2 separate regions of the Homo sapiens genome follow, and region 2 is linked to region 1. A link is a loop called in an ENCODE intact Hi-C map of the cell type or tissue named here. Cell type or tissue: endothelial cell of umbilical vein. All regions are shown on one strand. Region 1 holds the start of ENDOG (endonuclease G). Region 2 overlaps PHYHD1 (phytanoyl-CoA dioxygenase domain containing 1).

The links. A loop is a pair of places that touch in the nucleus more often than their neighbours do. Peaks named below come from ENCODE experiments on the same cell type or tissue, not always from the same donor. Only the 100,000 strongest peaks of a DNase experiment are listed, where the experiment ranks them.
Region 2: a loop joins it to region 1, with 13 times the contacts of the local background. A loop is called at or near these places in 2 of 110 quality-filtered maps.

What each region holds. Positions count from the first base shown.
Region 1 is chr9:128,815,933-128,820,932 of GRCh38, forward strand. ENDOG (endonuclease G) reads left to right here and starts at 2,568. Exons shown (of 3, transcript NM_004435.2): 1 at 2,568-3,253; 2 at 4,807-4,916. The coding sequence starts at 2,753. KYAT1-SPOUT1 (KYAT1-SPOUT1 readthrough) reads right to left here. Exons shown (of 25, transcript NR_182311.1): 25 at 3,719-5,000. It overlaps SPOUT1 (SPOUT domain containing methyltransferase 1), which reads right to left. Exons shown (of 12, transcript NM_016390.4): 12 at 3,719-5,000. RefSeq lists a silencer at 2,802-2,861 and enhancers at 2,966-3,531, 3,482-3,571. In endothelial cell of umbilical vein, a CTCF peak has its summit at 2,464 (motif pointing right); a DNase peak (open chromatin) is centred at 2,459; H3K4me3 peaks cover 1,340 bases.
Region 2 is chr9:128,925,303-128,930,302 of GRCh38, forward strand. It overlaps PHYHD1 (phytanoyl-CoA dioxygenase domain containing 1), which reads left to right. Exons shown (of 13, transcript NM_001100876.2): 4 at 1,736-1,894. Among named protein-coding and RNA genes, the nearest start is that of PHYHD1, 6.8 kb to the left of the region's middle. In endothelial cell of umbilical vein, a CTCF peak has its summit at 2,815 (motif pointing left); a DNase peak (open chromatin) is centred at 2,799.

The DNA of each region.
Region 1 (5,000 bases):
GGAGGATTTTTTTTTTTTTAATTTGAGACGGGGGTCTTACTATGTTGCCCAGGCTGGTCTTGAACTCCTTGGTTCAAGCAATCCTCCCACCTTGGCCTCCAAAAGGGCTATGATTACAGGCCTAAGCCACCATACCCGGCCCAGGAATGTTTTTTTTTTAGAACTATAGCATGGTATGGCCAGGTGCGATGGCTCACACCTGTAATCCCAGCACTTTGGGAGACTGAGGTGGGTGGATCATCTGAGGTCGGGAGTTCGAGACCAGCCTGACCAGCATGGAGAAACCCTGTCTCTACTAAAAATACAAAAAATTAGCTGGGGATGGTGACACATGCCTGTAATCCCAGCTACTCGGGAGGCTGAGGCAGGAGAATCACTTGAACCTGGGAGGCAGAGGTTGTGGTGAGCCGAGATCACGCCATTGCACCCCAGCCTGGGCAACAAGAGCAAAACTCTGTCTCCAAAAAAAAAAAACACAAACTACAGCATGGTCACTATAGTTAATGTATATTTCAAAATTGCTGAAAGTAGCTGGGTATGGTGATACACCATAGCCTGTAGTCCCATTTACTCAGGAGGCTGAGGCCCACAGATCACTTGATCCCAGGAGGTCAAGAACAGCCTGGGCAACAAAGCAAGACCCTGTCCCATATTTTTTTTTGAAGCAGAGTCTCACTCTGTTGCCCAGGCTGGAGTGCAGTGGCATGATCTCGGCTCACTGCAACCTCCGCCCTCCAGGTTCAAGCAATCCTCTTGCCTCAGTCCCCCAGTAGGTGGGATTACAGGCACGGTCCACTATGCCCAGCTAATTTTTGTATTTTTAGTAGAGACAGGGTTTCGCCATGTTGGCCAGGCTGGTCTCAAACTACTGACCTCAGGAGGGCTTAGTGGCTCATGCCTGTAACTTTGGGAGGCCAAGGCAGGAGGATCACTGGAGGCCAGGAGTTCAAGACCAGCCTGGACAACATAGCGAGGCCCCATCTCTATAAAAAATTTAAAAGTTAGCCAGGCATCATGATATGTGTCTGTGGTCCTAGCTACTCGGGAGGGTGAGGCAGGAGGATGGCTTGAGCCCAGGAGGTCAAGGCTGCAGTGAACTGTGATCTTGCCACTGCACTCCGTGTGGGTGACAGCACAAGACCTTATTTTCCTTAAAGGAAAAAAAAATGCTAAGAGTGGCTGGGTTGGGTGGCCCATGTCTATAACCCCAGCACTTTGGGAGGCCAAGGTGGGTGGATCACAAGGTCAGGAGTTAGTTCGAGACCAGCCTGGCCAACATGGTGAAACCCATTCTTTACTAAAAGTACAAAAATTAGCTGGGCGTGGTGGCGCGCGCCTGTAGTCCCAGCTACTCAGGAGGCCGAGGCACGAGAATCGCTTGAACCAAGGAGGCGGAGGTTGCAGTGAGCCTGGGCGACAGAGCGAGACTCCGTCTCAAAAAAAAAAAAAAATTAGCTGGGCCTGGTGGTGCGCGCCTGTAATCCCAGCTACTTCAGAGGCTGAGGCAGGAGAATCACTTGAACCTGGGAGGCAGAGGTTCCACTGCGCGGAGATCACGCCATTGCACTCCAGCCTGGGCAATAGAGTGAGACTCCGTCTCAAAAAATAAAAGTCCTTAACCAGTCCATATTTCTGAATATTTTGCTTATTCCTGCCGGCAGTGTAATACTCTGGTGAATATTTGCGTTCGAGATCCTTGCATTCCCGAGATTTCCCCAGCTCAGCCCTCTGCGTGGGTTGAACGGTATGAACCTTTTTAAGGCTTCGCTTGTACTGTACTGTCAAGCTGTTTTTTGGAATATTCGCCCCAGGTTTCTGTTCCAGCCAGCAGCCAGCATCAGCCGTCTGCATCCTTGTCCTCAAACTGCTGTTAATTAAAATCTTTGCCAATCTGGGCCGGGCGCGGTGGCTCACGCCTGTAATGCCAACACTTTGGGAGGCCGAGGCCGGCGGATCGCCTGAGGTCGGGAGTTTGAGACCAGCCTGACCAACATGGAGAAACCCTGTCTCTACTAAAGATACAAAATTAGCCGGGCGTGGTGGCGCATGCCTGTAATCCCAGCTACTTGGGAGGCTGAAGCAGGAGAATCGCTTGAACCTGTGAGGCGGAGGTTGCAGTGAGCCGAGATCACGCCATTGCACTCGAGTCTGGGCGACCAGAGCGAAACTCCGTCTCAAAAAAAAAAAAAAAAAAAAAGAAACCTTTGCCAATCTGGTAGAATTGCGGGGCTTATTTTATGGTGTCATGGAGGATAGCCTAGGGCCAGATATACCTGGGGCCCTGTGCCTGCTCTGCGAACTAGGAGCTCACTCTCCGAGCGGTGTAGAGGGTGAGACTAAGCAGTGACAGTAAAAGCTTTCGACAGTGCTTGACCCTTCCGCGGAGCGTATTAAGCAGGAGCTCCCTGCGCAGGCGCAGAGGAGAGAGTGTCTCCCACCCCACGACCAGCAGGGGGCCTGCGAGGCGGGTGCGGAGCCAGGCCTGATGGTGGCCAATCGCGAGCTGAGGCGACGATGCCACGCCCCTCATACCGGCGTCTTAAATGCGCAAAGAAAGGACGCCGGGGACACCCGGTTGGGCTCTGCTGCTCCCTTCTGGGTTCCGAGGCCCAAGCCCTTGGCAGTGTTTGTGAGTGGAAGGGAGGTCACGCTATCGTCCGCGGCCCCAGCAGCCCTGTGCCCTCGTTGGATCCCGCGACGCGGCTCCTTTAAGAGCCTCGCGGGTCGCCCGCCGCTAGGTCGCTCCCCGGCCATGCGGGCGCTGCGGGCCGGCCTGACCCTGGCGTCGGGCGCGGGGCTGGGTGCGGTCGTCGAGGGCTGGCGGCGGCGGCGGGAGGACGCGCGGGCGGCGCCGGGACTGCTGGGCCGGCTGCCCGTGCTGCCCGTGGCGGCGGCAGCCGAGTTGCCCCCTGTGCCCGGGGGACCCCGCGGCCCGGGCGAGCTGGCCAAGTACGGGCTGCCGGGGCTGGCGCAGCTCAAGAGCCGCGAGTCGTACGTGCTGTGCTACGACCCGCGCACCCGCGGCGCGCTCTGGGTGGTGGAGCAGCTGCGACCCGAGCGTCTCCGCGGCGACGGCGACCGGCGCGAGTGCGACTTCCGCGAGGACGACTCGGTGCACGCGTACCACCGTGCCACCAACGCCGACTACCGCGGCAGTGGCTTCGACCGCGGTCACCTGGCCGCCGCCGCCAACCACCGCTGGAGCCAGAAGGCCATGGACGACACGTTCTACCTGAGCAACGTCGCGCCCCAGGTAGCGCCCGCGCCCCGGGCCGGTCGCGGAATGCGGGGCCGGCGCCTGGCCTCGCGGGGCCTCGGTTTGTTCTTCTGCAGAACGGGGCAGCTGCCCAACGCGCCCCCGGTCAGGCATCGCAGTGACATCCCGTGGCGGGAGGGAGGAGCACTGGGCTCCAGGCACAGGGTCTGCAGGCCGACCAGGGCTTGAGCTTCAACTGCGAACCCTGGGCACCTCCCTGAGCGTCGCTTTCCTCGTCAAAAAAATGGGGATAATACCGTTATTCACCTTCCTCCTGCGGTAGTGATGAGGCGCTGAGGCTCACAGAGGCAAAGTGACGGGCACAGTGTCACACAGCAGAAGAAGGCTGTCTGTTGTAGAACCGCAGCGCCCAACCTATTGGGCACCAGGGTGCGGTTTCGTGGAAGACAGTTTTTCCACGGCTTGGTGGGTGAGGGCGGGTTTCAGGATAATTCAAGTGCGTTACATTTATGTACATTTTATTTCTATTATTATTACATTGTAACATATAGTGAAATATACAACTCACAGTAATGTAGGATCCGTGGGAGCCCTGAGCTTGTTTTCCTGCAACTAGACAGTCCTATCTGGAGGTGATGGGCAACAACGACAGATCAGGCATTAGGTTTTCAAAAGAAGCGCGCAACCTCCTCACATGCGCAGTTCACCATAGGGTTCCAGCTCCTATGACAATCTCCAGCCGCCACTGATCTGACAGGAGGCGGAGCTCAGGCTGCTGTGGGATCAATGGGGGGGTGGCTGTAAATACAGATGAAGCTTCCCTTGCTCGCCTGCTGCTCACCTCCTGCTGTGTGGCCCGGTTCTGGTACCGGTCTGTAGCCCAGGGGTTGGGGACCCCTAGTCTATAAAACCGTGAGCCTCCAGACATTGTCCTACCCTGCCTGCCTTCAGGCAGTTTCGAGGCAGACACCTGGCCCACGATCAGGTTGTTAGTGCCAGGCACTGTGCACTGGGCCAACCACCCTCTCAGCCTGTTCCCAGCAGGTCCTGGCACCAATGGATGGAGACTGCCATGGGGCTCTGGGTGGAGCCCATGGGGCACCAACCTCTGACCCAGCTTCCTTCTGGGAAGACAGCCCCCTATCCACTTTCCATTGTCCCAGGCCTGGAGAGCTCAGGATGGAGGTCGATTCATGGCATTCCCCGCTAGGCTCTTCCTGTGGCTCAGACTGGGAAAAGGAACGGGTTGGTAGTTGGAAGGGCTGGTCTTCCCAGGAGACCCTGGGTGGGGCTGGGGACAGGCCTCAGTCCTCTCTGAAAGGTGGAGACAGGCTCTTCCTTCATTCGACTCTTGGGAGCTGAGAAAAGACTTTGACACCTGGGCTGTGGGAGGGACAGAGGGTGGTGGCTAGCACTCTATCAGCCCTGGGTTTCAGGGAGTGACTTTCATTCCTTGAGCCTCAGTTTCCCCCCGCTTGTCTCACTGGATATCTCTGAGCCTGTCCATCCCCTCAGGACCTGGGGCGGCCCTCTGATAGAGGAGGAAGGGTCCCAGCCACAGTCCTGCTAAGCCCTATCTCTCCTACCAGGTGCCCCACCTCAACCAGAATGCCTGGAACAACCTGGAGAAATATAGCCGCAGCTTGACCCGCAGCTACCAAAACGTCTATGTCTGCACAGGGCCACTCTTCCTGCCCAGGTAAGGTGGAAACCAGGGGGGCGGCAGAACCTCCCACTCACCTGAGGCCCCTACTGCCACTCACAGGGCCAGGCTTGCCCCAGG
Region 2 (5,000 bases), 110 kb after region 1:
GCAACTTCTGCTTGCTGAGTTCAAATGATTCTCCTGCCTCAGCCTCCCGAGTAGCTGGGATTACAGGTGCCCGCCACCGCACCTGGCTAATTTTTGTATTTTTAGTAGAGACAGGGTTTCACCTTGCTGGCCAGGCTAGTCTCCGACTCCTGACCTCAAGCAATCCACCCAGCTTGACTTCCCAAACTGTTGGGATTATAGGTGTGAGCCACCATGCCCAGCAGTAGGTGACTTTCAGTGTCCCTGTTGGGGCTAAAACTTGGTAACGCTCTGCAGGCAAATGTGCAGATATTCATTCCCTCCCTTTCTCTCTCAAGAGCCTCAGAATAAGAGGACCAGAGGCAAATCAGAAGAAGCCATCTACTTCCCCTCCCTGGCTGCCACTGCGCTCAGGATAGAATATAGCTCCCAGCCTGGCCCAGCCCCTGCCACCCTCCTGCCTCCTCTTCCACCCCTCCCCTCACTCTGCCCTATCCATTCCCAATTCCTTATGTTCCTCCCAAATTCAGGGGCTTCCCATATCCTGCTCCCTCTGTCTGGAATGCCCTTCCCTTATCCTGCTGGTCCCCTCTTGAAATGTCACTCCCTCAGCGCTGCTGCTCCCAGACCCTTCTCCTTCCCAGCCAGCTTACGCTAGCTGCTTCTGCCTTCAGCACTCACACTCATCCTCTCTCTCTGGCACGAAGTTTGTGACAGTAAATTTACCTGTGTGGTTAGTGTAATGCCGGTCTCTTTCACTAGACTGTAGACACCATGAGGGCAGGCATCATGGCTGGCTTGCTTATAGCCATACTTTTAGCTCCTAAAACCGTGTCTCAGACACAGTAGATGCTCAATCAATATTGGCTGAATACATGAATAAGGTTGTGTTTCCAGGTGACCCAAGCCTGGAGGGGAAGGGCAGGGACAACTTTCCCTTGCCGCTCCTTTTTCTTTTCTTTTTTTGAGACGGAGTTTCGCTTTTGTTGCCCAGGCTGGAATGCAATGGCATGATCTCGGCTCACTGCAACCTCCACCTCCTGGGTTCAAGCTATTCTCCTGCCTCCAAGCTATTCTCCTGCCTCAGCCTCCCGAGGAGCTGGGATTACACAGGCATGCGCCACCACACCTGGCCAAGTTTTTGTATTTTTAGTAGAGATGGGGTTTCACCATGTTGGTCAGGCTGGTCTGGAACTCCCGACCTTAAGTGATCCTCCCAAAGTGCTGGGATTACAGGCGTGAGCCACTGTGCCCAGCTTCCTTTTTCTTTTTCTTTCTTTTTTTTTTTTTTTTTTCGAGGTGGAGTCTCATCTGTTGCTCAGGCTGGAGTGCAGTGGTGAGATCTCGGCTCACTGCAACCTCCGCCTCCTGGGTTCAAGTGATTCTCCTGCCTCAGCCTCCCAAGTAGCTGGGACTACAGGCATGCACCACCATGCCCAGCTAACCATGCCCTGGCTGGTTTGAGACCAGCCAGGATGGTCTCAAACTCATGACCTCAAGTTATTGCCCGCCTCAGCCTCTCAAAGTGCTGGGATTAGAGGCATGAGCCACTGCACCCGGCCTCACTACTTGTTCTTCCATTCAAGCAGCCAATATTGATTGCTCTTTGCTGGGTGCCAGACTCCATGCCTGGGGTTGGGGACAGGGCAGCAAACAAGATACCTGGTCCCACCTTCACACAGCTGCAAGGTTGAGGGAAGGGTCAGACAGGAGCATTTGCAGACTGGGGAAGCCTGAGTCTCAAGCCTGCCTGCAGTTCCAACAGGATGGATTCCTGGTGCTGGAAGGATTCTTGTCTGCGGAAGAGTGTGTGGCCATGCAACAAAGGATTGGCGAGATAGTGGCTGAAATGGATGTTCCTCTCCACTGCCGCACAGAATTCTCCACCCAGGAAGAGGAGCAGCTTCGAGCCCAGGTAGGTGTCTGGGGCACATGAGGATGGGATGTGGCTTTTGAGGGAGGGCTTGGTCCCCGGCCAGAGCAGCATCGTGGAAGGGAGGATCCCAAGGCTCCAGGGTGTCAGGCCAAGCCCCTTACACACCTTTCCCTCGCTCCTCACTGGGAAGTTATCAAGTAGGCTTTATTGTCCTTTTTTTTTTTCTTTTTTCTTTTAAAACAGAATCTCACTCTGTTGCTCAGTCTGGAATTCAGTGGCGCGATCTCAGCTCACTGCAACCTCCGCCTCCCGGGTTCAAGTGATTCTCCTGCCTCAGCCTCCTGAGTAGCTGCACTTACAGGCATGCGCCACCAGGCCCGGCTAATTTTTGTATTTTTAGTAGAGACAGGGTTTCATCATGTTGGTCAGGCTGGTCTTGAACTCCTGATCTCCAGGTGATCCACCAGCCTCAGTCTCCCAAAGTGCTGAAATTACAGGCTATTATTATCCCCCCATTAGACAGTTGGGGAAAATTAGGTTCAGATCACTTGCCCCAAGCCACACAGTTAGTAGTGGACAGAGTCAGGATTTCAACCCAGATCTGTCTGATACCAAGTCCCTGCTGTTCCCAGCTTGGCTTTACTTTCTGTTTTCCGGCTGTTCTCTGGTCACCGAAGGCCACTTTGTGGCCAGCCACCTGGAATGAGCACAGTGGTCTGGATGACCCCCACCTGTGTAACTATCCCCCATGAGACTAGGAACTCAGATTTTCTCCCCCCAGTGACCGAATAGGTCACATGATAGGACCCAGTACAGTTTGCAATGGGTAAATTGAAGACTCTGGGGTCTCCCACACCGTTCTCTTGACCCTTCCTAGTCAGAGTTTATTATGAGCCTGCTTGCGCCTGGGCCAGGTGAGATCCTGGCACTCACGCCGAGGAGCACCTGCCATCTGGTGGGCATTAGCAGAAATACAACAGCCGGAAGCCATCCCAGGGAATGGGAAGAATGGGGTCTTGAGAAGGAAAAAGAACCAGTTAAGGAATGACAGTTTCTTCCAAAAAGCTGGTCTCATTTGCTGCACAGCTGCCTTCCATTCGGGGGGATACTGGGGGAAGCAGAGACAGCTCCTGCAGCCAGAGACAGGCAGGCCACTCAAGGGTTCCTAGGAGTAAGAAGGGCCGAATCCTGTGCCCTCCAAGCTGCCTTCAGAGACTAATGGGTTGTGGGGTGGGAAGAAAGTGAGAATAAAGCTGATATATTGGCCGGGCGCAGTGACTCACGCCTGTAATCCCAGCACTTTGGGAGGCCGAGGTGGGTGGATCATCTGAGGTCAGGAGTTTGAGACTAGCCTGGCCAACATGGTGAAACCCTGTTTCTACTAAAAATACAAAAATTAGCTGGGCCAGGTGATGCATACCTGTAATCCCAGCTACTTGGGAGGCTGAGACAGGAGAATCGCTTGAACCCAGGAAGTGGAGGTTGCAGTGGGCCAAGATCATGCCACTGCACTCCAGCCTGGGCAACAGAGCAAGAATCCTGTCTCAAAAAAAAACAAAAACAAAAACAAAAAACTGATATATCTTGGTTTATAATGCATGCAAAGAAAAGAGCTTGGCATGGTGCCCAGCACTCAGTAACATCCTCAATATTCACTCTTGATACTGTGAGAAAAAAAAAGATCAGTGGGCGTCCTGTTTCATTTTCTTGGGTTACCTCCAGCTTTCCTTGTTTGAGTTATTTTACAACACTGTAAGTTGGATAAAACTGATAATAATGCACATGATACTTGTCCAAGTAGGGGGTCAGTACCACTCTGTTCCAATCACGTTACCATGAACTGGGTCCTGGGGAATGCAATTATTGCCCTGTGGATAGAACAGTTGGGCAGCTGGGTGTGGTGGCTCATGCCTGTAATCCCAGCAGTTTGGGAGGCCAAGCAGGGAGGATCGCTTGAGCCCAGGAATTCGCAAACAGCCTGGTCAACAAAGTGAGACCTGTCTCTACAAAAAAATTTTTTTAAATTAGCTGGGCATGGTGGTATATGCCTGTGGTCCCAGCTACATGGGAGGCTGAGGCAGAAGGATCACTTGGGGCCAGGAGGTTGAGGCTGCAGTGAGCTATAATCATGCCACTGCACTCCAGTCTGGGTGGGTGATAAAGAAAGACCCTGTCTCAAAAAAACAAAACAAAACAAAAAACAGTTTGCATCTATCTCTAAATTCATTTCAAGGGCCAGGAGTGGTGGCTTATACCTGTAATCCCAGCACTTTGGGAGGCTGAAACAGGCAGATCGCTGGAGGTCAAGGGTTCAAGACTAGCCTAGGGAACATGGTGAAACCCGGTCTCTACCAAAAATACAAAAATTAGCTGGGCATGGTGGCAGGCGCCGGCGGTCCCAGCTACTTGGGTGGCTGAGGCAGGAGAATCGCCTGAACCCTGAAGGGAGAGTTTGCAGTGAGCTGAGATTGTGCCACTGCACTCCAGCCTGGGTGACAGAGCGAGATTCTATCTCAAAAAAAAAAAAATTCATTTCAGTTTCCTTAGTATCTACATACGTGTGTGTGTAATTCTTGGAATTCTCCTTTGAACCAGTTGTAACATCTTACTGGTTCCCTCATGAAATAACGAATTCAGTAAAATATTTGACATATGCTTAGCATCATTACCTTTAATATTTTTACCATCCAGGCATGGTGGCTCAAGCCTATAATCCTAGCACTTTGCAAGGCCAAGGCAGTGGACAAATCACTTGAGCTCAGGAGTTTGAGACCAGCCTGGGCAACATGGTGAAACCCTGTCTCTACAAAAAATACAAAAAAAAAAAAAATTAGTCGTGGCCGGGCATGGTGGCTCATACCCGTAATCCCAGCACTTTGGGAGGCCAAGGCAGGCAGATCATTTGAGCCCAGGAGTTCAACACCAGCCTGAGCAACATGGCAAAACCCCATCTCTACCAAAAATCCAAGAAAATTAGTTGAGAGTGGTGATGCACGTGTGTAATCCTGGCTACTTGGGAGGCTGAGACAGGAGGATAGCTTGAACCCAGGAGATGGAGGTTGCAGTGAGCCAAGATTGCGCCACTGGACTCCAGCCTGGGGGACAGAGTGAAACCCTGTCTCAAAAAAAAAAAAAAAATTAGGCA